Linked DNA regions of Homo sapiens: all the other regions are linked to region 4. The links are chromatin contacts, found by Hi-C or POLR2A ChIA-PET in ENCODE. All regions are on one chromosome and are shown on one strand. The core of a region is the stretch at or near the end of the contact, and the rest is flanking DNA. Distances in the headings are between cores, read along the strand shown. Region 1 has its middle 39 kb from the start of LDLRAD4. Region 2 overlaps LDLRAD4 (low density lipoprotein receptor class A domain containing 4). Region 3 overlaps LDLRAD4 (low density lipoprotein receptor class A domain containing 4). Region 4 overlaps LDLRAD4 (low density lipoprotein receptor class A domain containing 4).

Region 1 (6,960 bases), core at 2,367-4,866, 450 kb before region 4:
AAGCAGACCAGAGTGGGAACCTGGGTGGAAACCGTCTCTACAAGACAATGCTTCTCTTTGTTTTCTTGGAGCACACCGATGTTTTGTACCAAAGGCTGTGTTTCTCCAGTTTGCGAACTGCTCACTAGAATGAAGTCTTTCTTTTTTTAAAGAAAATCCTTTTTTGTAAACTTTTTGACAATATCAACATGGCCTAGCAGCATATCATGATGTGGTGATGTTATTTATTCTGAAATTAACTATGCTGGGAGAAACTGGTTATTTGCAGAAATTGAGTATATATACACATAGTGAAATGGTTACTATAGTCAAACAAATTAACATATCCGTCACCTTACGTAGTTACCCATTTTTTGTATGGCAAGAACACCTAAAATCTACTCTTTCAGCAAAAATTCCCAATATGGTGTGGTCTTATTTCTCCAGCTAATGCTGCTCATTAGCTCTCTGGACTGGCCTCCTCCTTATCTGCTTTGTCTCCCTTGGTGTACATCTCCCATTTCCTCCCCGGCCCTGGGAACCACCCTGTTATTCTCTAACTCTGTGCATTCGACTGTGAGGAAACAGAGGCCACAGGAGTCTGAGTGACCTGCTGGGGTTGCTGGGTGAAGATGCTAGGATTTGGACTAAGGCCCTGACAGGGCTCCTAGGCCCCAGGAGATGGCATTTTGTCCTAAGCACAGATGTTGAAAGACAGTTTCTACATCTATATTAGATGTGTAAACTATATTTCATCAAAATACAAGGGCTCCGAGAAAATTAGTCAATGGTTTGGGCTTTAGCAGGCATGTTTGGGTGGCACGCATCTCTATGCTAAGGTGGGAGCATGTCTCTGCTCGGTGTTGGTGGTGTGACCCACGAAGGCACAATCCTCACTCCGGCGAACACGGAGCCTATTGTGTGTGTGACGCCTGAACACTGCGAGTGGATTTAAAGGTGTAATTGTGAAACTGAAAGTGTTACTATAGTTCAGCGATACATGAGGCAGGACTTGGAAAACAAATGACCAGCCTGAGAAACCATTTCAGGATTCCACGAGGAGCATGAGGAAGGGGCCAGCGACTGCTAGGCTGTGTGAGGTGGGCACAGGCATGCTTCACAGATTCTCACCTACGGGCAGTGCCTGGGACATGCGTTTCTCTATGCTGTGAGCTCAGCAGCAGTCTCCACACTAGGGAATGGATCACTTAGCAAAATGTATAGATTTTTTTTCGACTAGGCCATATTTATAGTGGCTTTAAAAAATCATGTACACGTCTTATACCTTTAATTAATGTAAAGGCGTCACATACATATTTAATACATGTGTTTAGTATTTACTGTGTGGTTATATTTTCTCAACAGCAGACATCCATATGTTGCTATTTCTAGCAGATCTGCGGGGCTCGCGTCTTCATTGCTGCATAGGTTGTCTGTCATGCATGCAGCTTTCACCTTTTGTGTTGACGGACAAACTCAATCTGTACCACCATTAAAGAGCAGGCCATTTTGTTTTTGTGGTTGCATGTTCTCATGTAGTTCTAAATTTCTTGTAAAGAATATGATGTTTAAAATGTTATTATTATTATATTTTGACAGTCTAGCTCTGTCGCCTAGGCTGGAGTGCAGTGGCACAATCTCTGTTCACTGCAGCCTCCACCTCCCAGGCTCAAGCAATCCTCCCACCTCAGCCTCTAGAATAGGTAGGACCACAGGCATGCCACTCCATGCCTGGCTAATTCTTTTATATTTTGTAGAGACGGGGTCTCCCTATATTGCCCAGGCTGGTCTCAAACTCCTGGGCTCAAGTGATTGAGCCTTCCAAAGTGCTGGGATTATAGGCATGAGCCACTGCACCCAGATGATATGTTCAATTTTATCATATTTTAAAAAGTTTCTTCCTAAATGAATTTAATTTGAAGTGGGACAAAGAGAATTGAGTCTACATGAGCTATTTTCTATGTTCTCCTTTGTTTAGAGTTTCATAATTATCTCCCTGATGGAATACATAAATAATACTGACATTATTATCACATTGTAATTCTTCAGCTTTCATTGTTAATTGCATTTGTCAGTGCCTTCAGTATATGAGACTATTGATCAAGCCATATAGGACATATAAATATGACTAAAGCTTCCAATGGTTTGTGAATGTTATGGGCAGAAGTTTGTTTCCAGGTTGAGATTATCTGTTGTCTGTCCCGGCAACCATAGGGTTGATTGAACAGAAAGAACTTAGCCTGAGGCCTGTTCCAGGGGCTCAGGGTGGGTGGCCCACGGTGAGAGGGCTACGGAGAGCCTGCGTGCCCTGCCCGGCACCTCGCACCCTCTGGGGTCCCAGCAGGCCCTCACCCCCTCAGAGGCACATCTTCCATTCGGTTCTCTTATCAGGCCTATTTCCAAAAAATGTTCTGAGACACTTTACAGTATTAAGACATATAGGAAAAAGGGCTCTCAGACAAAAATAGTCCAGAGACTTTTTGGAAAAAAGAAATGTAATTATTCCAGCCCCCTGGCATGTGGTCATTATTGCTTTTCTGCAGCAGGGGGGAGTAGTTATCTGTTTGTTTGACAGCTTCATTAAGATGTAATTGATATACAGTCAACCTTTGCACAACACAGGTTTGAACTGCCAGGTCCAACTGACATGTGGATTTTCATTGGCCTCTGCCACCTCTGAGACAGCAAGACCAACCCCCTCCTCTTCCTCCTTCTCCTCCTCAGCCCACTCAATGTGAAGATGAAGAGGATGAAGACCTTTATGATGGTCCACTTTCATTTAGTGAATAGTAAATATATTTTCTCTTCCTTATGATTTTTGAATAACATCTTTTCTCTAGCTCACTTTATTGTGATAATACACTATATAATCTATATGACATACAGAATGTTCATTGACTGTTTATGTTACAGGTAAGTCTCCTTGGTAACAGTCAGCTATGAGTAGTTACATTCTGGAGGACTCAAAAGTTATACTCAGATTTTCGACCACGTGGGAGGTTGGCGTCCCTACCCCCTACATTGTTCAAGGGCCAAGTGTACAATTAACTGCACACATGTAAGGTATGCAATTTGATGAGTTCTGACATTTGTATACACCAGTGAAACCATCACCACAATCAAGATAACGAACACAAACCACAATTACTCATGGCCATTACTACCAGATCACTCTTGCAGGAATACAGAGGAAAGACTGATTAAAGCCAAGTCACAGTGAGTTTCTAATTCATATCCACCAGGATGGCTGTAATAATAAAAAAAAAAGCCAGATAATAACCAGTGTTGGTGAGGATGTGGAGAAATTAGAACCCTCGTACACTGCTGATGGGAATGTAAAATGGTGCAGCTGATTTGGAAAACAGTCTAGCAGCTCCTCCGAAAGTTAAAGGTGGAGTTACCATATGACCCAGCAATTTCTTTCCTGGAGAACTGAAAACATATGTCCACATAAAAACTCATACTCGAATGTTCACAGCAGCATTATCCATGATAGCCAAAAAGTAGAACAACCCAAATGTCCATCAGCTGATGAATGGATAAACAAAATGCAGTGCATCCATATTGTGGCATATTCAGCCACAGGCAGGAATGAAGGGCTGCCACGTGCTGCCACACAGACGGACCTTGAGAGCCTTGTGCTTGAGTCAATAAGCCAAAGTCCGCATGTTATATGACCCCACTTCTGTGAAATGTCTGCAATAGACGAATCCAGAGAGAGTAAATTCGAGGTTGCCTAGGGTGGGGGTTGGGGAGGGTGGTGAGTAGGGGAGGTAGGTAAAGGGCACAGGATTTCTTTTTGGGGTGAGATGACATATTCTGAAACTGAGTGTGGTGCTGGTTGCACAGCTCTGTGACACAGTAAAAACAATCAAATTACATGCTTTAAATGCGTGAATTGTGTGGCATGTGAATTATAGCTCGTTAAAGCTGTTCTTTACAAAAGAGGTGCTAATGACCGATCACACCAATGAGTCTCCATGGCTGCTCTGCGAAGCCCTCTGTGCCCCAACCCATTTAGTGGCCCTAGTGATAGATGCTGCCATTTCTGTGTGAGAAAGCTTAGTGAGGTTCAGGAGCTTGTCCAACATCTTCCCATTTAGCCAGTAAGGGGCAGATCTGGTGATTAAAAAAACAAACCGAAAAAACCCTAGCTTTCTTATGGTGTAATTGACATATAATAAACTGCACCAATTTTTTTTTTTTTTTGAGATGGAGTCTAGCTCCGTCACCCAGGCTGGAGTGCAGTGGCATGATCTCAGTTCACTGCCACCTCTTTCTCCTGGGTTCAAGTGATTCTCCTGCCTCAGCCTCCCAAGTAGCTGGGATTACAGACACCTGCCACCACGCCCAGCTAATTTTTATATTTTTAGTACAGATGGGGTTTCACTGTGTTGGCCAGGCTGGTCTCGAACTCCTGACCTCATGATCCACCCGCCTCAGCCTCCCAAAGTGCTGGGATTACAAGCGTGAGCCACCGCGCCCGGCCAAACTGCCCCAATTTAAAGAGTACAACTGCCTAAGCTTGGGCACAGGTGTAACCCTGTGAAACCATCACCATAATCAAGACAATCAACATGTTGCAAAAGGGCCCCCAATTCACTCTGCCAAAAGGAAAAATACCAAGCTGAAAGCTGAGTCATTGAAGAAGCTGCCTTTCCTTTTATTCCTAAGCAGATAGCTACAGATAACAGGTTAAACGTCTCTGCAGGGAGCTACTCTATGTTCACCTTCTTTTATGTAAAGTGCTGGTTTACTTAGCAGGAGACCAGTACATACTTGACTATTGCCCTACCTGCTCCTTTTCTCTTGCAACATATGGATTACCATACCCCTCCTCTTTCCCCTCCAGCCCACTTTTCCCCTTTAAATATTAAAGCCTCAAAATCGTCTTTGGAAAAAGGCACAGACCACGGACTGCTTCTGGGATTCTGTCTTTTCTTCTGCCAGGCAGGTCCTTAACCTTGGCAAAATAAACTTGTAAATTGATTGAGACCTGTTTCAGATACTTTTTCATTTACAACATCCATCCCCCAGAGTTCCCTCCTGCCCAGTCCTAATCTCCAGCATCTCCCTGCCCCCCACCCTGTCCCCAAACAACTGGTGGTCTGTTTTCTCTCATTAGAGATTAGTTGGCATTTTTATATAAATGAAAACATACGGCATATTTCTTTTTTGTCTGGCTTTTAAAATTCCGTGGTGTTGTTTTGAAATTCTTCTGGGCCATACACAATATGCATGTCAATAAATCGTTCTTTCTGATGACCAAGTAGTATTCCACTGTATTGATTATACCACAATTTCTCTATTCATCTATTGATTTGGTTGTCTACAGTTTGGGACTCTTACAAATATAGCTGCTATGAACAATTGTGTACAAGTCTAAATGGATAAGCAGTCGTCCCCTCTTATCCATGGGGGATGCCTTCCAAGATGCCCCCCACAGTGGGTGGCTGAAACCTCCAGTAGTACTAAAGCTGACTGCCGGCCATTGGGACATGTCTCCACTGAGGACTTCCATCCACAAACTTAATGCTTTTTCCATCTTAGCCAAGCACGCACTATACACTGTGGCTGTAACTTTTGCAGTTTGAGGAGCAATAGCAAAACTAGCATGAATTTCTTTTTTCTTCTTCACAATTTCACACACAGACGCTTTGTTCTTACTGTAGAGCTCAGTGTGTGATTTTTTTCTTTCCTTATTAAGTCAAAAACGTTCACCTTTTCATTTGAAGGAAGCAACTGATGGCTTCTCTTTGGCGTATCCGAATTGCCAGCACTACTACTCTTGCACTCTGGGGCCATTCTGAAGTAAGACAAGGGTGACTTGAGCACAAGCACTGTGGTACCGTGACACAAGTCGATCTCATCCCGAGACGGCTCCTAGGTGGCGATGACGGTACGGACATGCTGGAGAAAGGAAGGATTCACACCCCACCTGGGACCGAGCGGGACAGGGCAAGCTGAGCGACGGTACTCAGAATGACATGGAATTTAAGACATGAATTGTTTATTTCTGGAATTTTCCATGTAACATTTTCAGACCACAGGTGACTGTGGGTAACTGAAAGTGCAGAAACAGAGATAAGGTGTGGCTGCTGTATGTTTCCTTTCTCCTGGGTAAATACCTGGGGGTGGAGTGGCGGGGTCATAAGGTGAGTCTATCAGAACTTCTTAAGAAATAGCCAGGCTGGCTTCCAGAGTGGCTATTCCTTGTTGTAGCCCCCACAGCCGGGGGTGAGAACACAGCGAGCATTTGGAGTTCAGCTGCCCAAAAGCAAAGACCACGAGGGCTACGGTCACGTGTGTGGTGGGGCTGATATGCCACTGGTGTGCTGACCCCGCAGCTCCTGCGGCTGCTCCCCTGGACCCGCCTCCACTAGAAGCAAACAGCCGAGGCCCCACCCTCGAAGGGGATGATCCCCCTTTCTCAGGTGTCTTTCTTACGGCTTTGGTGGGAGCTGTTGCTTGTCTGTCACTGTCTACCAGAAAGTAATAAAACAAATGAGCCAGCTGCAAATGAAATGGAGTTGAAATTAGGAGTTCACTTTTAGTAGAATAATTTGTTATTTTCCATTAATGTATGCTTACGATTAGGACTTTATATTTCCACCTATAATATATTTGATCTTTAAAGGTGTTCCACAGATGGGAGCTCCTTGATTTCCCATCTGAGCCTAGAGGGGGACACAGGAAACCACTGGCAGCTTCTGGGGCAGGGAGTGAGCTGGGGACGAGGAGATTGCCTCTCTGCCCTTGTTGTGATCATAGAACAGAGACCACATGCGTGTAGGTGCTTGAAATAAAGAGACAAATACGGCCGGGCACAGTGGCTCAGGCCTGTAATCCCAGCACTTTGGGAGGCCGAGGCGAGTGGATTACCTGAGATCAGGAGTTCGAGACCAGCCTGGTCAACATGGCGAAACCCCATCTCTACTAAAAATACAAAAATTAGCCACACGTGGTGGTGGGTGCCTGTAA
Region 2 (6,754 bases), core at 1,632-4,131, 400 kb before region 4:
GCACTCAGGACGTCCACGCACTAGGCATAGATAAAGACATGGCTTTGTCGCCAAACTGGTGGAAGACAGGTGTGCCCACGGTTGCCACACAGGGCTAACAACCATACCAGGGAGACAGAGGAAGATGTGAGTAGACCTGCTGTCTCCTGGCTTCCTGAGGGCTCAATGTACTTTGGTCAATCAAGGGAGACTTCATGGAGGAGGCCAAATGCTGTTGTGTGAATGTTTGTGTGTCCCAGAAACTCCTCAATTGAAACATAACTCCACTGTGATAGTATTGATAGTATTGAGCGATGGGGCTTCTAGGAGGGGATTAGGTCACGAGGCTTCTCCCTCATGTGTGGGATTAGTGCCTTTATAACAGAGGCCGGAGGAGCTTGTTCACCCCTTCCACCACTCGAGGACTCACAGAAGGTGCCATCTATGAAGAATGGGCCCTCACCACACACCAGATCTGCCGGCACCTTGATCTTGGACGTCCCATCCACCAGAACTAGGAGCAACACATTTTTGCTGTTTCTAAATGACCCCATTGAAGGTATTTCGTTACAGCAGCACGGCTGGACTGAGACATAGACCTCGGGCTGAGACTTAGCAAAAGAACAGATTTTTTTTTAAGGTGAACAAACAGGGAAAGAGTAATCTAGTGGGTTGCAGCGAGAAAATATTAGAACGCATATACTTATTTTTACTCCATTTTTCAAACTTTGTATATTATGTGTACAATGTACTATTACCATAGTATATGTATATAATTTATAATTTATAAATAAATATACATGACCTGTGTGCTTAGACATTTTTGCTTGTAGGAGTATATGCTTCAGAAAATTGGGGGCCCACAGGCGGGCAGTGGGAACATATGTTAAGACAGGGGGAGGGCAGGGCGGGCCATGCATGGCTGCAGGTGGGGGAAGAGGTGGGAGGGTGTCTGCGAGTGTCATGGGTAGATGCTACTGCTTACAGTGCCTGAAATTTCAAACTCAAACTCTAAATTACTTTTGTAGCTTTCAGTTGTTGTGAACTCAAAATCCACAGACCATATCTTGCTCCTTTGCCGCCCTGACTCTCCTAGGCTCCTCTTTCTGGTCCATGCTATCTGAACCCTCCAGGGCGAATCCTGACACAGGTCGGGGAGGGATTGAATACACCAGTTTGGTGATCAGAAATGTTGATAGGACTGCTTTATTTGTGTGGAGAAATCTTCCTTAGGAGGGTGAGATTATTTATTCATGCTCGGCGCAGGGGGACCCTTTTAGGGCCCACATGCATTTATAAGAATGGAGACTTGTAATCTGGTGAAGCTCATTCCTGATGTCCAGGGTGCTGCGGGGCTGCAGGGATGAGTGAAGGTTCTTTCCCTGCCTGCATGGAATGCGCGCCACGGGCAGCATCGTCTTCGAGTTCAGAGGCGTATAGATGTCTATGGGTGAGGCAAAAGGCAGGTGGTATGGGAGGAAGCGGGAGGGAGAAGGGCAAGAGGGGTCTGGACCGGTTTTGCTTGAGAAGAAATGGCAGTGGACACATGGCTCGTGTGAAAGGTGGGTGCACGCAGACAGGCCAGAGGCTTTTGGGAGCGGGAGTGAACCTGGGCACGGGGCGCTGCTCTTGGTGAGCATGTCGGGTGGCCCTTGCCCTTTGGGTCACCATTCCTCCTGATTGCGGCCTGCCCGAGATCGCGTGAGTCTGGTTCTGGTGTGGAGCGTTTCCTCCCATCTTTGTCGAAAACCAAATCAACCAGCCACGAATGGTAAAGAAAAACAAGCCCATTAGAACACCTACCTTGATTTCATATCGAATTGTTTGCAGTGGGGAGCTCTGTCTCGACCACAGTGCTTTAATAGTTGATATTTGTTTACATTTCACAAAACGCTTACATTTCATACTGCATTCAGTTCACGACAGGAAGCCAGGTTTATCACTTTCGCATGGGAATAATAATGCCTTCTATTTGCAAAACGTGTAACTATTTAAAGCTTTTCACAGACAACATCTAATTTCATGTTCCTTGGCTTTAAGGAACAAATAATCAATGAAATGTACATAGAAGTATAATTAATGGATTTGTTTCTTCTTCTCTAATGTGGCTATTAGCTGAATGAGGAATTCAGGCCAGAGTTTATGTTATTTTAATGTGTGAAACCTAATTGGAATGTGATGCCCAATGGTTGTCCAAACCACATGGCAGGCTGTTTTCTGAAGGTCATTGGTCCCAGGGATGGCAGCTTGGTGGCTGGGCAGGCACCCACCTAGTCGATGTCATTTTGGGAGGTCAAGGGTATAGCACTAAAAACTGAATTCGAAGATACACATAGTTACATCAAGGGGACTGAGGGGGCACCCCGTGAAGCTCTCTCCTGGTGGGCCATGCAGGATGGAGTGTGGCGCGAGTACGGTGCAGGCTGGGGCCACCGCAGGGGCCTGCTCTCATCTCCTCCCTGTTAGAGGAGCGTCTTCTGGGCGCTCTTGTGGGACTTAGGAGTATGTCCCAGGTCCTGAGCAGTGCAGAGACTTGGCCTGGTGCCAGCAGTGAGGTGGATCTGCCAGTGTGGCCCCTCTCCTGTCCCACTCGCCTCCCGCCTCTGTCTGTGGCCTGTGCCCCTTTTTGCCTGGCATGGTTTGAGCTTCTGTCCTGGTACAGTTTGTTCGGCTGTGGATGCAAGTTGACTTCAGTTCTGTTTCTCCCCTTTCAACAAAATCACCTTCCTTCCCCGCGTGGCCTTGTCCGGGGGCTGCTGCTGCCCCGTGCTGTGCTCCACAAGCCTCCGTGTAAATCGCCTTCCTTCCCTGCGTGGCCTTGTCCGGGGGCTGCTGCTGCCCCGTGCTGTGCTCCACAAGCCTCTATGTCACCTCGTGCTGCCGCATCCCTTCCCCAGCTCAGCTATTCACTGTTGTCTGCAGCTCTGACTCTTCCGCTGTGGCTGCCAAGTCCCCTGATCCCCTGCTTGCGTTCCAAGTGGAAGCCGTGTGCGCCGTTCACACTGGCTTCGCAGCTTCCTGCTCTCTCCTCCGCAGCCCAGGAAGCGCCACCTCCAGCCATGCTCCCTGGAAGCTGCGTGTGGGAGAGGCGCGTGCCAGCTGTGATGCTCGTCCGAACTCAGCTCCGGACCCGAAGCTGGCAGCAGGGAGAGAAGGCTGCCACGTCTGCTGGCTCTCCCTGGTGTGGTCCTCCTGGTTCCCTGAAGGGAACAGGAGCCAGCGTCCTCATGACCAAGGCTTCAGCTCATTGTTAAAATGATTAGGTGGCAGGTGAGGCGCTTTCTGATCTCCCCTGGTCATGAGTTGTGTGATCAATGAGGACTCTAGACGATGGCAGAGGATCTGCTTGTCGCCACACACAGTGCGTTAGGGATGGAGCTTGCCACCAGTGGCGCCACCTCTTTGCAGGCGCCTGTCCTGAAGGACGTGAGCGGGCGAAGTGCTCTTGGGTCTGCTTGGACACGGGTCACTGGCCGCTAAGAAGGCAAATGCCATGCCGTTCAGATACGTTCTCTGCTACTGGATGATGTAGTGCTGCTGTGATGTAGCAAATGCATTGGCTTGTTGACTGTTAAGAGGTGGCAAGACATCAAGGGACCCTCTGGCTTGCTCTTGGGTTGGCAAGGTTGGCAGAGGGGCCCACTGCTCAGAGCCCAGTAAGAGGCGGGACAGCTGTGTTTGGAAGTGGGCCAAGGAAGCCGGCACCCTCTTATTGGAAATATTCTCCATCCTGTGACCTGTTTGTCGCTGTCTCTGGTGCTCCTGTGACCTGTTTGTCACTGTCTCTGGTGCTGTTTTATGGAAACCTTCTCTAAGCAAAGATGTCTTTGAGTATTTGTTCCCCTTCCCTCCCTGGGTGATGCAGCCTGCTGGTAAGGTGTGGCCAGCTTCAGAGCCCAGAGGAACGGGGTCTCTCCCTTAGCTGTCAGTGGAGAGAGGTTTCTGAGCCTAGAACCTTATACTCACAGCTGGAGAGCTTAGAGGCAGAGTTTTGTCGCAACTGTTGAGACTGATTATGTATTTCCATAGAGGACCTCGGCCCAGAACTCCAAACCCTAGGCTCCTACACCTACCTGCCTACCGGGCATCTCTACTCATAGGCACCTCCAAGCCAGCATGTCTAAAACTGAACTCTTACTCCCCCAGCTGCTCCTCCCTGCCCCTCAGCCCCCCAGCCCTGTCACTCCCTCACTGTCCCATTCCAGTCACCAGCATCCTTGTCTGCCCGTGGTTCAGGCCACACATCTCAGACACTTCTTTCGTCACCTTTTCCCATGGCCCAGTGCATGTTTGAAACCTATTTGTTCTGCCTCCAGCGTTCGTCCCAATATGATCACTTTTCACTGTCACCACCAGCAGTGCTCGTGTGTCCTCTCTCCCTGGGTTTCTGCGGGGCCTCTGACCGGGTGCTGTCCTCCCCACCCGCGATGGTCTGGTCTGGATGCAGCAGCCAGTGACCCTTGTAATCCCTGATGGCATGCCCTGTGCCCCTCGGGCCTCCCTCCTGCTGAGGCTCCTCACCCACGTACCCCCTCGCCGCACAGGCCTCTGTGGTTGCCCTACCCAGAACTCTCCCTGGGTGCGCACATTAGTCGCCTGGCTTTGCCCTAGGAGGCCTTCCCTGGCCCATGTGTCTCCTGCACGGGGCCTGGTCATTGTGAGCTCCAGGAGGGCAGACAATCGTCTTCTTGTCCCTGTCCTGGCCCAGCATCGGGCTGCCAGGACTGTTTGTTGAATAAACAGATGGACTGTGAGCAGGCACCTGTGAGCAGGCCAGGGGAGGATGGTGGGCAGGTCCACAGACTCGTAGGCCTGGATGGGGCTCTGGACTCCTCCCTTCTGCCAACTTCTGGGTGGGCACCAGGTGTGGGTGTGAGGCCATCTCACCTGAGCCTCCGTGGGTTGGGACAGGCCTCAGTGCAAACAGAAAGTCCTGCAGAAAGGCTGAAGTATGAGCAGCAGTGAGAGAGATGAGCCGGGGAGGCTGAGCACCTTCCATGAGCCCCGCCCCACCCCATGGACTGCTGCTCACCTACATTACATTCTTATTTTACTGTTTTCCTCTAAGTAAACTACCTACCAGAAACCAGGAGAAGCAATTGTTTTTCAGACCAACTTTTGCCCTTCCATTCTCTCCTCCCAAATTTAACTTGCTGGCTAAATACATTTTGGATAAATTAGTTATTTATTTGCTTAGAAACCAATTTATCAAGCTGTAAAAAAATCATCAGATTAGGTTGGCACGGTGGCTTATGCCTGTAATCCTAGCACTTTGGGAGGCCAAGGTGAGTGGATCACCTGAGGTTGGGAGTTCGAGACCAGCCTGACCAACATGGAGAAACCCTGTCTCTACTAAAAATACAAAAAATTAGCCAGGCGTGGTGGCGTGTGCCTGTATTCCCAGCTACTTGGGAGGCTGAGGCAGGAGAATTGTTTAAACCCGGGAGGTAGAGGTTGCAGTGAGCTGAGATTGCGCCATTGCACTCCAGCCTGGGCAACAAGAGCAAAACTCCATCTCAAAAAAAAAAAAAATCATCAGATTATTAAAGTTTATTAAATTCATCATATGTAGATGCTTTCTCTTTAGACGAGATGTCTCTATCATAACCTTGATTCTCCTAAGCTGTTTTCCTCTGTTCTTGGGATCAGGAAAAGTTCAAAGTAGAGAAAATTATGGTCTGTGAATCTTTTTTCCATCTTTTCAAAGAAGACTAAATGTTCGACAGCTACCTGGAAGTCTGACTCACCCTCCAGGCATCTGACTGTGCTTTTATTCTGGTATTAGTTTTGTTGCCTTGGATTTAAAATCCACAAGGATTGTGAAAACCAAGTGCGGAAGAAGGAGAAAAAACTGAAAAACCCCCCACATTCTAAATAGTGGTGAGGACTCCTAGCAAATTCATTCCTATTGATGGCTTTTAGCCTGTGTAATAGACCACTAGCCATGTTGCATATGCGATCGGCTTTGGTTGGATGAGTCGACTTTATTTCCCTCCCAGTCTGAGGACACATCTGCAGTCCTGCCCCTGGGGGAAGTGCACATCCAGCCCTGGGGTGGGTTGCTTTTCTTGCAGGCTGGGTGCTGATCCTTGCCTCCGTTAGGAATCTGTTTGAACCTCCACCCGGAGAACAGACTGGAAGGAAATACACCAGGACATTAAAAATAGAGGTCTTGGCATATAGTGCTAAGGATGGTTTAAAAAATTCTGTCTTTTCATCTTTTCCATATTTTCTACAATGATCATGTGTTCCTGTTTTTATAATGAGAAAATTCCCAGTTAACTAGATTTGCTAAGGGTGTGGAATAAAAAGTCACTTTCTGAAAAATTGTGGAAAACAATTTGATGTGTGTCTTTTTAAGCATTTTGGAAGCGCGGTGGAGTTGCTATGGGGATAGCAAGGTTTACTCTCTACAGAGAGTGGTTCCATCTGGCACCCGTCGCTCCCGAGCTGGGCTGGGCAGTTCTGTGCAGAGCAGTTTCTCGTTAGATGTGGAAACAGTTACACAGAGAAGCACTGTTCCATCTTTTCCCCCTGGAACCATCATTTTGCTTTGATCTAACAATAGAAAAACTTTTTTTTTTTTTTTTTTTGAGACAGAGTTTTGCTCTTGTTGCCCAGGCTGGAGTGCAGTAGTGCGATCTCGGCACACTGCAACGTCTGCCTCCCGGGTTCAAGCGATTCTCCTGCCTCAGCCTCCTGAGTAGCTGGGATTACAGGCATGCACCACCACCCCAGGCTAAGTTTCTATTTTTAGCAGAGTTAGGGTTTCTCC
Region 3 (7,230 bases), core at 1,011-3,510, 310 kb before region 4:
AAGACCTTACAGTATTGTTGAAGTGTATCTGTTGAACCTGGCAACATTCAAGGCAGGCTGAGTTAAAGAAAGCACGTCACAAGACAGTATGTGCACTGTGATCCCACTTCAGTTAAAAATGTGTATGTTTATATTCATATAGAGAAAAGTCTGGAAGAATAACCCAAAATATAAGTAATGTTTCTGTCTGAGTGGTGGGATTATGGGTGATTTTATCTTCTCTGTTTATTTCTATTTTTGTATTTTCTCCAATGAACGTTTGTTACTCCTATAATAAAAATAAAAGCCATTTAAGAAAAAATTTTTTATCATATGACACCAACTGTTTCTACTAGAGGAATCTATGTCTTCTTTTAATCTTTATCAGTGTACACAGTTGAATTTCACATTATGTTAAATATTTGTCTCTCTGTGTCATCTGGAATAGAATTTTCTGCATTACCGTGTGGTTGAGTATACATCTGCCACTCGTCCGGTCCCTCGCTTCCTGTCCTTGTGAAGTCACTGTTCCCTGAGTGTTGTCAGCACTGGGAGGGTTCAGCGCAGGGGTCCCTTCAAGGCAGGACCGCTCACCTGGAGCTTCCGGCTTTCCCTGCGCACCACTGCCTCCTTCCCCTGCTGCCTGTGGCCATCGCTGATTTCTGGGGATGGAGCTTTAATTCATAGTGAAATCTTTTTTTTTTTTGAGACAGAGTCTCCCTCTGTCGCCCAGGCTGGAGTGCGGTGGCATGATCTCAGTTCACTGCAACCTCCGCCTCCCGAGTTCAAGCGATTCTCGTGCCTCAGCCTCCTGAGTAGCTGGGACTACAGGTGCATGCCACCACACCCGGCTAATTTTTGTATTTTTAGTAGAGACGGGGTTTTACCATACTGGTCAGGCTGGTCTCGAATTCCTGACCTCAGGAGATTTACCTGCCTTAGCCTCCCAAAATGCTGGGATTCATAGTGAATCTTAAGTGTGACCTCATAAAATAGAATAAATGCCCATCCATAAGACTAAAATTTCTTGTGTTTTTCTCCTTCTGAGTTTAAAATGGCACTGGATGACAAATGGAAAGCTTGATGCTGCTCTTAATGTGCCGCTAGGCATTCCGGGGATTTCAAAGCCAGTGGACGGGAGGTGGCCTCTGCCAGTGTCTGTCTGGTGTCTGTCTGTGTCACTGTGGTGCTGCCTGGGCCACAGACCTAGGCAGGACCCTGGGTGATGGAGCTCCTGTCTGGTGGGTGTGTGTGGGCAGTGCTGTTCCTGTCCACGTTAGAAAAGCCCTCTTACTTTACACTGAGTCATGCTCCCTCTCCACCACGGACCGCAGTCCCCTTCCCTAGTGACTCGCTGTCCCCTTCCTTTGTTGCGCAGCTTTCTGGCTTTAAATGAGGAGAGCTTAAGAATGGATGGGGAGCTCAGCACTCACAGTAACTGTTGGTGAACTCAGGGCCTGCTACGTCTGGAACACATCAAGCCATTTAGTGGGTGAGGTCATTCACTGTTTTTAAATGCTGCTGCAGCTCTTATTTCTCATGAAGCCCTTTATACCTATTAAATACTTCATAGTATTGATTAACTTAGCTGCTGCTCCTCTCTGTCATGGCACCTTTTGCTCATGTGGACTTTATGGTGCAGAAACACGAATCGATTGTCGTAATGAACAACACCCCTCTGAAGTGGCCACGGCGGGTATGATTCGTCCCAGTTCACGGGCGAGTAACAGAGGTGCGCAGTGGCGGGGCAGCTGGCCCAGGTCGTGCAGCTGCTGTGCGTGAGCCAGCTCGCTCCTGAGTTTCCTTTTGTTTGACAGCATTTTGTTTACAGACACCACACCAATCCTTGGTCTTGGATACATCAGAAAAGTTGGAGTTCTAGAGGTGGGTGGAGGCAGGACTTGTACCCTCTCCCTGCAGCAAAGACAAATTCATTAAGCATTTGGAACACTTGTTAAGTTCAGTTTGTCTCTCTCTAAAAGTTATCACTAGATGACTCTCTCATTTTTGTGTGTGCGTGTTTTAGATTTGCCTGTAACTTACGACCAGGGATACTGGCTTTCTATTTATGGTAGTAATAGCAGTTCTCCTTTTAAATAAACTTATTTTCAGCCAAAAGAGTGATTAGGTCTATCAAAAAATGATAAGGAAATAAACAGTACAGATCGTCTATATTTATGGCAAAAACCATGAAAAGGGCATTCCAGGGGCTGAATTTTGGAAACCCCGCATGAGATGACCTTTGAGGTCAATATTTCCGGGAACAGTTGCCTCATAGCTCTGAGACTTACGATTTAAAGCTCAGGTCATGAGACATTACTTGAGGCCACTATGTCTCATTTCTATTATAATTTTTATAATAAATGATTCCTTGACTGATATACCCAAGGGAAGAAAGGATGAAAAACCAAAACCAAAAAACTATGTGTGGCCTATTCACAGAGTATAAAAAATTATGTTTTGAGTTGAAAACAGTGTTGTCTGCATTGTTGCAGGAATCATAGTTGACTCCATCCTGAGATTTCAACTTTAGGATGAGATAACATATTTTATTGCATATCTGATCATAAGATCTTCTGTAGTTTTATACATCGTTTCTGTTTACAAGAGAGAATGCTGCGCCTCTGAGGGAAAAGAATCATTCGCAAGTCTTTTAGCTGCATCTCTGACTTGGCGAATCCTGCTTTCAAGATTGCATTAGTCGTATTAGGTGACTGACACTGTGAAGTCCTGTGTTGACGTAATCTGTTGCCTTTTCTTTATTTTTACGTTTCCGCTGCCTCTCATCTAGGAAGGAGCCTTATGAATGAACACATTGAAAAGTCATCCTTTAATTGAGGGAAGAGACTACTTTTAACCCTGTCTGAGCCTGCTGCTCTCCCCCTGGGACTGCAGTGACCAGTGCTCTCAAACTGCTTGGCATAATTCCTTATGGAAGAGTGAATCCCCTCTGATAGAGGGTAATCCTGACTTTGTTTGAATTCTTCCAGTAACAGAGAGCTCAGCCTGTAAGAAGGTGGCCCAAGTTGCTTTCTGGACACTTGTAGTTTTAGAAGCATCTTCTGTCCTGTGACGGTGAGGAAGGTCACTGCAGTCCCCAACAGTGAGGCTCAGCACAGGCTGTGGGAATCCCGCTGCCAGGTGCAATGGCAGGGTGGAGCCGGGGAGCAATGGGGCAACTCTACGTTTGAGTAACGTGTGACGTGTTGACCTCATTGTTCCCTGAGTGTCACAAATGCCCATGGCATCTGGTAGACCGTGTTCAAGTTTAATTCAGGAGTTCAAAGCCTAACAGGATTGTTGTCATTCCCTCCCAGTGGGACCCTCCAGAAGGTGGCTCCTCTCCGTGACTGGACATAACAAGCCACGCCTGTGTCTGCAGGTGGGGAAAAGTAAATTGGAGGCCAGGCATGAATGCACTGTTTCAGTGAGCCCTAGTGAGTTCAGTGTGGAGAGCGTAGTTGGAGATACTTGGTTTTGCAGCTCCCCCGCCCTCTTGTGTTGATGAAGGCAGCAAGCAGAGGTGGTTAACTTCGGCCCGAGCATGCTGCAGGACTCCGAGAGACTGGCTCCCTGGGTCTTCTCTGGCCCAGCAGACAGGCTGCCTGCTGCAGACAGGCCGGTCTCCTGCCCCTACCCGCCGTCTGCACACTCAGCCCTGCATCTCCCCCAGAGGCCTATGCGCGGTTTGGCTGCCCGGCCAGGTTCCTCCTGAACATTATGAGTCTGTGATTTCAGATGTAGCTGCAAACGTTTCCAAAGCCTATCTCTGGGCCTATCGCCGTGTGATGTTTTAAAACCATAGTTTATTTGGCTTTTTGTGGCTATTTAATTCTCTTCGGGACTCATTCATCTCCCTCAAATTTTAAGTGGTTGTTTACAGCTCTGAATTATTTTCTTTGTGTCCTCTTGTTTCTAGTCTTTCCCATTCAATTTTACAGCTATCAGGTTTGGATAATTAGAATGGAGATTCTTCTTCCAAAAATAAGGTATTAAGAATAAACACACAAGGCTGGGCGTGGTGACTCACGCCTGTAATCCCAGCACTTTGGGAGGTCGAGGCGGGTGGATCACCTGAGATCAGGAGTTTGACCTGGCCAACATGGTGAAACCCCATCTCTACTAAAAATGCAAAAATTAGCCGTTGTGTGGTGATGTGTGCCTGTAATTTCAGCTGCTCGGGAGGCTGAGGCAGGACAATTGCTGGAACCAGGGAGGCAGAGGTTGCAGTGAGCCGAGATCGCGCCATTGCACTCCAGCCCAGGCAACAACAGCGAGACTCCGTCTCAAAAAAAAAAAAAAAAAAAAAAAAAAAAAAAAAAAAAAAAAGAAAAGAAAAAGAATAAAAAGAATAAACACACAGACTTAAAAATCTTTATTTGTGCAGAAAGCAATTGAAAGCCAGAATAATTATATTTAGAATTTTTTTTTTACAAAAAACTAGCAATGCTTGTTCTTTTTATTGAAACACAGAAAATATTAATTCACAGCATAGAAAACTTTATCCTAAGAAAAAAAATCTAGTGGTGATCTCATCAGAGTCTATGTTGTATTGCGACACACTTAACATAATTTGAAAATTACTTCTTTGTGAAAAATTGTCTACATTATCCCTTCTTAATTTTTTTATGTAAGGACTTTTACTTCACAGCTGATTTTTAAAATGGCTCTCACTTCTTTATTTCTATTATTTATTTAAGCCAGTCACTTTTCTCACTTTTTTTTTTTTTTTTTTTTTGGTTTTGAGACAGAGTCTTGCTCTGTCTCCCAGGCTGGAGCGCAGTGGCGCAATCTTGGCTCACTGCAACCTCCACCTCCCGGGTTCAAGTGATTCTCCCAACTCAGCCTCCCCAGTAGATGAGACTACAGGAGTGTACCACGACGCCCAGCTAATTTTTGTATTTTTAGTAGAGATGGGATTTTGCCATATTGGCCAGGCTGGTCTAAAACTCCTGACCTCAGGTGATCCACCTGCCTCAGCCTCCCAAAGTGCCTCCCAAAGTGGCGTGAGCCACTACACCTCGCCTGTCATCCATGTTTCTTTTCTTTTTCTTATTTTTTTGAGACGGAGTATCGCTCTGTCACCCAGGCTGGAGTGCAGTGGCGCGATCTCAGCTCACTGCAACCTCTGCCTCCCGAGTTCAAAAAATTCTCCCACCTCAGCCTCCCCAGTAGCTGGGACTACAGGTATACACCACCATACATGGCTAATTTTTTTTTTTTTTTTTTTTGATGGAGACGGGATTTTACCATGTTGGCCAGGCTGGTCTCTAACTCCTGTCCTCAGGTGATCCACCTGTCTCGGCCTCCCAAATTGCTGGCATTACAGGCGTGAGCCACTGCACCAGGCCATATTTCTCACTTTTTTGTACTCGGCTGTACCCCTTACAGATGGATAATGTAAATTTGTGTCACACAAACGCTTTGACTCAATTTTCTTTTTCTTCACAAATAGTTACAAAATTGGTAGCAGCATCTCTCTGGATTTCTACTTTTATGAAGCTTGCTCAGGGAGAAGCAGGTGGGAAGAGGAGTAGTAGAAAGAAAACCACGTCCTTCTCACTCCACAGAAAAAGCTTTTGTTTTTTAGAAATTTGCCTTTTAAAAGATAGGTCTTTATCCATTTCACTTTTCTGCATACATTTCTTTTTGTAGACACAGGATCTTGCTTTGTGCCTTGGCCTCCCAAGTAGCTGGAGCTATGGGCGCCGCCACTGCGCCTGGCTGCAGCATGTCACGCATTTGCTTTCACCAGGGATGCCCCTTTTTATCCTCAGTTCCTGAAAGTGAGCTCTCGTGCTGTGAAAATGGCAGGACTGGTAATTAGGAGAGGGCTGGATGTGGGAAAAGGAATGAGGATAGTTTTTGCGTCCTGAGCTGGAAATAGCAAATGTGTTCACATTCTTTGCTCTTTTCTTGCTTCCAAGTCAGGTCCTTATTTGACAGGGCCGTGACTCAAGTGAGGTGCCACGTTTAAGGAGGCGCCAAACTCCAAACAAAACAAAACACCCCTCAGTAACTGAGTTAAATAATACTTTAATGTAATATTAAAAGTATGGAAATTATGACAGATGTGCGTGATGAACAAAGTATTCAGCATATGGGACTGTGACTATTGTTCAATATATATAAGGTATAAGGATTTCCAGTGAATACTCTGAAATGTTTGGTTAATCTATTCATATTGGTATTTTTCCTTGGTGAACATTTGTAATAAAGAAGGAAATAAGTTCAGAGAAGGATATAATCTTCAAAAAGTCATCAGAGTTATCATCTGAGGTCAGGAGTTTGAGAGCAGCCTGGGCAACATGGTGAAACTCCGTCTCTACTAAAAGTATAAAAATTAGCCGGGTGTGGTGTCACTGCCTCTAGTCCCAGCTACTTGGGAGGCTGAGGCAGGAGAATCGCTTGAACCTGGGAGGCAGAGGTTGCAGTGAGCCAAGATCGTGCCGCTGCACTCCATCCTGGGCAAGAGTGAGAAAAGAAAGTCATCAGGATTAGCATACCAAATCTTGACGATGAATTACACGTGCGTGGCTCCATTAACCATCTTGAGTTCAAGTGTCTATTTTTTTTTTTTTTGAGACGGAGTCTCGCTCTGTCGCCCAGGCTGAAGTGCAGTGGCACGATCTCGGCTCACTGCAAGCTCCGCCTCCCGGGTTCACACCATTCTCCTGCCTCAGCCTCCCCAGTAGCTGGGACTACAGGTGCCTGCCACCACACCTGGCTAATTTTTCGTATTTTTTTTTTAGTAGAGATGGGGTTTTACCATGTTAGCCAGTATGGTCTCCATCTCCTGACTTTGTGATCCGCCTGCCTTGGCCTCCCAAAGTGCTGGGATTACAGGCATGAGCCACCGCGCCTGGCCTCAAGTGTCTATTTTTTGACAAGGTTCTGAAATTACGAACTCTCTGAGTATGTCCCGAGGACCTTCTATGCGCAGAGAACAGTGGCAGAACGGGGAAGAGGGAGAAGCGGCCTGTGGGTTTATTAGCTGGTGGCTTCTCGCAGGAGCACGTTGACTCTGAGGCCAGGCATCCGGGCAGCAGGGGAGGGGCTGGCGTGGGCTGCTGCTGATGATCTGGAACCTCCAGTCCCTGTCTGCTGTAAACAAAAAAGTGTCTGAGACAGGTCTCAATCAATTTAGAGGCTCATTTTGCCAGGGTTGAGGGAAAAAGACACACACGTCACAGTAGGACCCAAAAAGGGTTTCGACAACTTCATTATTTAAAGAGGAAAGAGCAGACAGGA
Region 4 (7,123 bases), core at 92-2,591:
CACGCGCAACCATGCCTGGCTAATTTTTAAATTTTTTGTAGAGACAAGATCTCACTGTGTTGCCCAGGCTGGTCTTGAACTCCTTGCCTCAAACGATCTTCCCACTTCAGCCTCCCAAAGTGCTAGGATTACAGGCCTGAGCCACTGCACCTGACTGGGTTGTTTTTATTTGTTTGTTTGTTTTTTTAATCAAGGGAAATTTTTTAAAAGCTTCTCCACAATGGCAAATCTTCCTTTGCAAAGAGCAAATAGTTTTGCTCTTGGGGATAGATTTGATTTTTGGTACCAGCCAAAATCCATTTAGAGTTAAGTCTTGTTCATTATATGGGTGATCAAACCAAATGATACAATTTTGGTGCAAAGGCAAGCACGACTCAATTAGTGAGACTGACGTCCGAGTTACAAACTGATCTGTAGAGAAAGGTCAGGAAGGACCCACAGCAAACTGACAGCTGTGCCTGGGAAGGAAGTAAGGACAAAGGAACACTGATCTGTGCAGTAAAACTTTTATGGTAAGAATGTATTCATGTATTACCTTTGCAATTACAAAACATCCTCTGATCATGTAAACTGATGCTAAAGGCAGTAATGTTCTGGGCATCTATAGACTCCCAGAGTAATTCATTTGAACATGGTTTCTATGGTGGCTAAAATAATAATTTTAAATAAAATGTATGAACATTTTTATCAACAAATTTATAGTAATCTTTTAAATATATAAGGTATTAGCATTAATAATCTAATAGTAAAATCTGTTGGTTTATTTTTTGCTTAGTCCTTGAAAGTTGGTGTGGTTTGTTCTGAAAAAAAAAAAGAGAAGAAGATTAAAAATTATCTTAATGATCATAACTCTGGGTGGCCCCTGTTGGGGAGGCTCACCAGGCTGGGGTCTGGCTCTTGGCAAAGCCCCAGCAGCTCTGTGACCTTGGGTGAAGGTCACAGAAAATCCCCTCTGAGCTCTGACTTCTTCTCACATGTGAGACGAGGCAACTGGTGCTGAAATCAGGATGATGCCTGCCTGGATCTTGTGTGGTTCCACATTTTCCTGCTGCCTGGAACTTTCTCATTCCCAGGCTGATTCCTCTTGAAGTCCGATTGCTCACTAACCCCAGCACCAAGCTGGGAGAGGCACCTCATATTGCTTTTCCCCGCTAGCCCATTGCATTGTCCCAGAAATAGAAAGGATTCCCTTCCTTTTCTTCCAGCAGACCTTCCTAGATGATTTGTCTTTTCTCTTAAGGGACGTGCCCTAGATTGAGCAGAGTTGGGGGATCTTGAATCTGAGAAGTCTGATGATGGATTCCCCAGGAGGAAGAAAGGGGGAGGTGCAGTCTCTGACAGCCAGGGGTACTGGCCTCACATCCAGGCTGTGACTGCCATCTAGAGTGGAAAGGACGGTAGTGATAAAATATCAGGATGGTGGAGAGGCTGCATGAAAAAAGGGAGAAAACAGGGAAAATTGATTTTATCAGAAGGCAAAGGTGTTGCTGAATATCCAAAGATCAATTTCACCTCTTCTTTGAAATTCTCACTGTGGAACAGGGGAAAAATAGATTTCCAACTATTTGAGGCCATAAAATACATTCATTCACTGGGAGGTTAGCCCTTGGGTAGAATCAGAATACCCAGCAGTAGTCTTGCTTTACCGCAGACTGACCGAGGTGCCTAGAGAGGAATATGCCCTCTGTCCTCAGTTTCCCCCCATCTAAAATGAGGGATAACTGGCTTCATTCGGAGGCCTTCAATCTGTATCTTGCCATGAAGAACAGTAAGAAATACATTTTATATCACAACACAAAAGCCTCCTATAATGCAATTAAGGCAGAGGTTTTACAAAACAATACTTACAGTGTGCTCAGATCATTTCTGTTCTGTTTCAGTTTTTGGAATGCTGGCTGTGACCCACTTAAATGGATTTTCCAGCTCTCTAAGAGGCTGCAAAGCACATGGTGGAAAACACTGTGTTCAGTGCTCTCCCTGGTTGTTTCCAGTCCCCACATCTGATCATTCCTGGGGTCCTCTGTGTGTGTGTGGAAAGGAGAGTGTAGCTGAGAGCATAAGCCCAGCAGGGTTCGGGCGTGGTGTGGCCTTGCACACGTGGACGCATGGCAGCAGGCGACAGCCCATGGTGCAGCACAAGGGAACCCTCAGTAAGTCATGGCTGCAGACGACTGTCCTTTAATAATATGAGATGTACTGGTTGGAAGAAAAATGATCCAATAAATACAGAAATGAAAAGGATTATAAAATAGTGCTACGAACAATTGTATGCAAACCAATTGGATAACCTAGATGAAATGAAAAGATATTAGAAACAGCCTACCAAGACTGAATCATGAAGAAATAGAAAATCTTAATAGATCTATAGCTAGTAAGGAGATTGAACCAATGGTCTAAAATCTCCAACCTGGACCACATGGCTTCAGTGGTGAATTCTACCAAACATTTAAAGAATTGACATCAATCCTTCTTAAACTTCTAGAAATTTCAAGAGGTGGGAACACTTCCTAACTCATTATGAGATGAGGCCAGCATTCCTGATACCAAAGCCAGACAAAGACACAGCAGAAAAAGATAACCATAGACTAATATTTCTTATAAATATTGATGCAAAAGTCCTCAACAAAATACTAGCAAACTAAATTCAGCAGTATATTAAAAGGGTTATACTGGCTGCGCACAGTGACTCACACCTGTAATCCCAGCACTTTGGGAGGCTAAGGGAGGCAGATTACTTGAGGTCAGGAGTTCGAGACCAGCCTGGCCAACATGGTGAAACCTGTCACTACTAAAAATACGAAAATTAACCAGGCATGGGGGCACGCACCTGCAATCCCAACTACTCGGGAGGCTGAGGCAGGAGAATCACTTGACCCCGGGAGGCGGAGGTTGCAGTGACCTGAGATCGTGCCACTGTACTCCAGCCTGGAAGACAGAGCGAGACTCTGTCTCAAAAATAATAATAATACTAAATAAAAATTAAATTTAAAAAAGTAAAAGGATTATACATCATCAACAAGTGGGGGATTTATTCCCAGAAGGCAAGGATGGTTCCATACATGAAATTCAGTCAGTGTCATACACTACATTAACAGAATGAAGTTGGGGGTCCCAAACTTCATTCAGCAGGTCCCAAGTTCTTGTCCCACAATCATCTCAGTTGATGCAGAAATAGTATTGTCACAGGATCCTTAGGGTGTCACTTCGCCAGTCAGAAACCTTTGTGGCTGGTGGTGCCTTCTGCCTGAGTATTGCTCATGCCCACTGGGCTCATCCTGCCCACTTCCCCTGGCAGGCTGCGCTCAGCTCACGTTACTGGCCCAGATCCCACACCTGCCAAGGGCAAGCCAGGCACAGAATGGTGAGGGGTGTGTGAGCAAGTGAGTGCAAGGTCCAGCCACTGTGCACAGCCAGGTGCGCTGGTTGCTGCAGCAGGGCAGGCAGCTCCAGGTACTGGCACAGGTGCTTGCTCTGTGCAAGGCTGCAGCTGGACCAGATACACTGCATGCAGCATCCACTGCAGGCACTTGCGTCTGGATGAGGGGAATGTGATGGTACCCGGAAGCTTGGAGACACCAGGAACTGCAGAGTCCCAAAGATGGTGTCACAGCCCTGGCCAGGAGAACCCTAGGTCTGGGCTGCCCTAAGGGTCACAGCTCTTCTTTCCTTCTTGTCCCCCACAGTGTGGTGAGTGGAGGGGCATGTTTCAGCCCTGTTTATGTTACAGCTCTTTTAGTCCCACCATTCGGCCAGTCACAAGTTCTTGTCCCACATCCAAGAAGAATGAGGTACATGGACAACTGGTGGGTGAGAAGTTGGAGAGAAGCTTCATTGAGCAACAGAACAGCTCTCAGGAGACCCAGACTGGATAGCTCCTTTCTGTAGGCAGGTCATCCTGATGTCTGTCTGTCCAGCTCAGATCAGAGAGGAGACCCACAGTGGGTAGCTCCTTTCCCCAGACAGGTCATCCCAATGTCTGTCTGTCAATGGGTAGCTCCTTTCTGTAGGCAGGTCATCCTGACGTCTGTCCAGCTCAGAGCAGAGAGGAGACCCATAGAGGGTAGCTCCTTTCCCCAGACAGGTCATCCCAATGTCTGTCTGTCAATGGGTAGCTCCTTTCCTCAGGCAGGTCATGCCAATAAGTGTCTAGCCGTCAGTGGAGAGGAGACCTGCAGTGAGTAGCTCCTATCCACAGGCAGGTTGATCCGATGTCTGTTCAAGTCAAACTGAATCCAGGATTTTTAATGAGCTCAAAAGGGAGGAAGTGCATGCTGATTGGTCCATGGACGGCCACAGGCAGGCCCAGAAAAAGCATCCTAAGTTCTTACTCTGGTCTGTGGACTCCACTCAGAACTGACAGCTTGGCCCCCATGCTTTAGGCCATTCCTGGCTTGAAGGTGGGGCTTCAGCAGGGACCTGCCCCTTTTTGCCCAGGAGCCTGTCTGCCTCCTGCTGCCATCAGTCATGTACACGGTGCCCAGGCTGTTGGTGTCAAGGGGCACCTGCAGGCCCACACCAACCCACCCTCAGCCCACCCCTGCCTCAGCCTCCCACTGATGCTCGTCAGCACCCAAAGTCCGGAGGGGGCTGAGGTGGCAGGGGGCTGGCATATCAGCGCTGCCCCAAATTGTGACACACCTGGCCAAATTGTGACACACCTGGCCAAATTGTGACAGTGCCCAGGCTCAGCCTCAGCTTTGCTCCAAAATTGGAGCAGGCAGCAGGAGCGGGGAGAAGCCAGGTAGCAGGAGCAGGCACTTCTGAGCCTGCAGGGGCAGGGGACTTCGCTAGGACCCTGAGAGCACAGGGATGCCCTGGGTCCGCAGCTGCAGCTTTGTGACTGCAGCTGCACCCAGGAGGGCAGGGCTCCTGCCCTACCAACTCAGAAGAGGGCAGGGCTCCCACCTGTTCCTGGCTCTCACCGGCTCCGTGGAGCACACAGCCCTGGCCATGCCTCCCCTGCTGCAGCCAGCATCTTCACAGCAGCTGCTCCAGATGGGCCACCACTGCCATCAGTGTTTGATGAAATTCAACATACTTTCATGATAGAAACCCTCAACAAAGTAGGATGGAAGGAAGCTACTTCAACATCATAAAGGCTATCTATGAAAAGCCCACAGCTTACATCATACTTAATGGTAAAAGACTGAAAGCTTTTCCTGTAAGACCGGGAACAAGACAAGGATGCCTGCTTTCACTACTTCTGTTCAACATAGTATTAATTAGACATTCTAGCCAGAGCAATTAGGCAAGAAAAAGAAATAAAAGACATTCCAAGTGGAAAGGAAGAAGTAAAAGTATCTGTTAGAAGATGACATGACCTTATGTGTAAAAACTCTAAAGATTCTATTTTAAAAATAACCCAAAAAGTGTCAGAACTAATGAATTTGGCAAAGTTAGCAGGATACAGAATCAACATGCAAAAATCAATTGCATTTATTTTCATGTACAATGAACAATTCGGTAAGGAAATTAAGAAAATTCCATTTTCAATAGCATCAAAAAAAGAGAATACTTAGAAATATACTTACCCAAGGAGGTGAAAGACTTGTGCACTGAGCAATAGAAAGCATTGCTGAAAGAAATGGAAGAAAATACAAATAAATGGAAAGATATCTTGTATTCATGAATTGGAAGACTTAACTATTTTTAAGATGTTAGTACTACTAAAAGCAGTGTACAGACTTCAGTGTAATCGCTTTTGAAATCCCAATGAGGCTTTTTGCAGAAATAGGAAAAATAATCCATCCTAACGTTTATATATTATCTCAAGGGACCCTAAATATCCACAATAATCTCAAAAAAAAAAAAAAAGATTTGAAAAGTTAAAGGTCTCACAATTCCTGATTTCAAGACTTACTACAAAGCTGTAGTAAGTTTTGTAGTGTGGTGCTGGGATATAGACAAATATATAGACCAGTGGAATAGAACAGAGAGTCCAGAGATAAACCCTCAAATATATGGTCAAGTAATTTTCAGAAAGGATGCCAAGGCCATTCAATGGGGAAAGGACAGCCTTTTCAGAGTGGTGATGGGGGATCTGGATAGCCACATGCAGAAGAGTGACATTGGACCCTTATAACATATTCAAAAATTAACTCAAATGGACAAAAATATAAACATAAGAGCTAAAACTTTGAAATTCAGCCTTAGTTTGACTGCTAGAACAAAGTACCGTAGACCGGGTGGCTTATAAACAGCAAACACTGATTTCTCATTCTGGAGGTCAGACATGAGAGACCACAGTGCCAGCACGGTTGGGTTCGGATGAGGCCACTCTTCCCGGTGGCAAACTGCCACCTTCTCTTGTGGAAAGAGCTTGCTAGCCTCCAGCCTCTTCTTATAAGGGTACTGGTCCCATTCATGAGGACTCCACCCTCATTACCTAATTACCTAGCAAAGATTCCACCTCCAAATACCATAACATTGGAGTATTTCCCATCTCCCCCCAAAAAAGTGCCAAATGGTCTGATGTAAAAGGAAAAAAATTCAGTCACTGTGCTCCAGATCTGCAAATTGCACATCTTGATTTTCAGCACCATAAAGACAATCATTTGGAAGATCCGGTGATATTTTTTCTCTTTAATGCAAATGTTTTGGTGTCAAGCAGATTGAATTTGTGGGGAGTTTTCCTGTTAGTGTGGCTGTTCACTGACCATTCAGAAGGAAGAAAATGTGAAACAGATTGCTCAAGTGTAAAGGAGTCTGAAAATGTCTGTCCTCAAGCCTGCAAGATTTGGAACCGTTCTGCGTCCCTTTTCCATAGATATAGGAATAATAAGTCTGGATTCAGTAGAGTCATTTGACCAGCCAGCCCCTCAGGGTGGTCCCTGGGTCTGGGCAGCCATGCTCTCCGGAGCTGCCCTTGGGGGCAACTTCCAGGGCCAAGCCAGAGAGGCCAGAGCTCTAGACTAACGTTAGAGTTCCAAGTGTACGCAGCAGAGAAGACAGCTATGCTGTGTGTGTGTGTGTGTGTGTGTGTGTGTGTGTGTGTGATTGTGCCTTCTGTGGATATCGGCTAGGGACTGTCTCAGGAAAGCCTCTGCCTTTGGCGTGTTTACTGCTGTCAAAACCCTGCCCACAGCCTTATAGACCCCAAAGAAAAATGTTCTCATCCTACTCA

The links. A loop is a pair of places that touch in the nucleus more often than their neighbours do. ChIA-PET counts read pairs that join two places held with the same protein, here RNA polymerase II (POLR2A). Pooled maps may share reads with other maps.
Region 1: a loop to region 4 is called in a pooled map, with 3 times the contacts of the local background. The contact joins two enhancer-like sites. A Hi-C loop is called at or near these places in 1 of 168 maps with a recorded cell type or tissue (PC-9) and 5 of 50 pooled maps. POLR2A ChIA-PET finds 5 or more read pairs at or near these places in 1 of 52 experiments (activated T-cell).
Region 2: a loop to region 4 is called in a map of head of caudate nucleus, with 4 times the contacts of the local background. The contact joins two enhancer-like sites. A Hi-C loop is called at or near these places in 7 of 168 maps with a recorded cell type or tissue (PC-3, dorsolateral prefrontal cortex, gastrocnemius medialis and 4 more) and 6 of 50 pooled maps.
Region 3: a loop to region 4 is called in a map of CD8-positive, alpha-beta T cell, with 1.9 times the contacts of the local background. The contact joins two enhancer-like sites. A Hi-C loop is called at or near these places in 1 of 168 maps with a recorded cell type or tissue (CD8-positive, alpha-beta T cell) and 3 of 50 pooled maps. POLR2A ChIA-PET finds 5 or more read pairs at or near these places in 1 of 52 experiments (PC-9).

Annotation. Positions count from the first base shown.
Region 1 is chr18:13,176,120-13,183,079 of GRCh38, forward strand. No RefSeq gene overlaps it. Among named protein-coding and RNA genes, the nearest start is that of LDLRAD4, 39 kb to the right of the region's middle. RefSeq lists an enhancer at 4,341-4,975. Within about 2 kb of position 3,617, at least 2 of the 41 ENCODE cell types and tissues checked have a DNase peak (open chromatin) inside an H3K27ac peak, as active enhancers do.
Region 2 is chr18:13,229,755-13,236,508 of GRCh38, forward strand. The region is part of intron 1 of LDLRAD4 (low density lipoprotein receptor class A domain containing 4); the gene reads left to right. Among named protein-coding and RNA genes, the nearest start is that of C18orf15, 6.4 kb to the right of the region's middle. Within about 2 kb of position 2,882, at least 5 of the 41 ENCODE cell types and tissues checked have a DNase peak (open chromatin) inside an H3K27ac peak, as active enhancers do; they include dorsolateral prefrontal cortex and heart right ventricle, where a contact is called at or near this core.
Region 3 is chr18:13,317,595-13,324,824 of GRCh38, forward strand. The region is part of intron 2 of LDLRAD4 (low density lipoprotein receptor class A domain containing 4); the gene reads left to right. Among named protein-coding and RNA genes, the nearest start is that of C18orf15, 82 kb to the left of the region's middle. RefSeq lists enhancers at 1,218-1,719, 3,186-3,685. Within about 2 kb of position 2,261, at least 2 of the 41 ENCODE cell types and tissues checked have a DNase peak (open chromatin) inside an H3K27ac peak, as active enhancers do.
Region 4 is chr18:13,628,975-13,636,097 of GRCh38, forward strand. The region is part of intron 5 of LDLRAD4 (low density lipoprotein receptor class A domain containing 4); the gene reads left to right. Among named protein-coding and RNA genes, the nearest start is that of MIR4526, 21 kb to the left of the region's middle. Within about 2 kb of position 1,342, at least 5 of the 41 ENCODE cell types and tissues checked have a DNase peak (open chromatin) inside an H3K27ac peak, as active enhancers do; they include dorsolateral prefrontal cortex and heart right ventricle, where a contact is called at or near this core.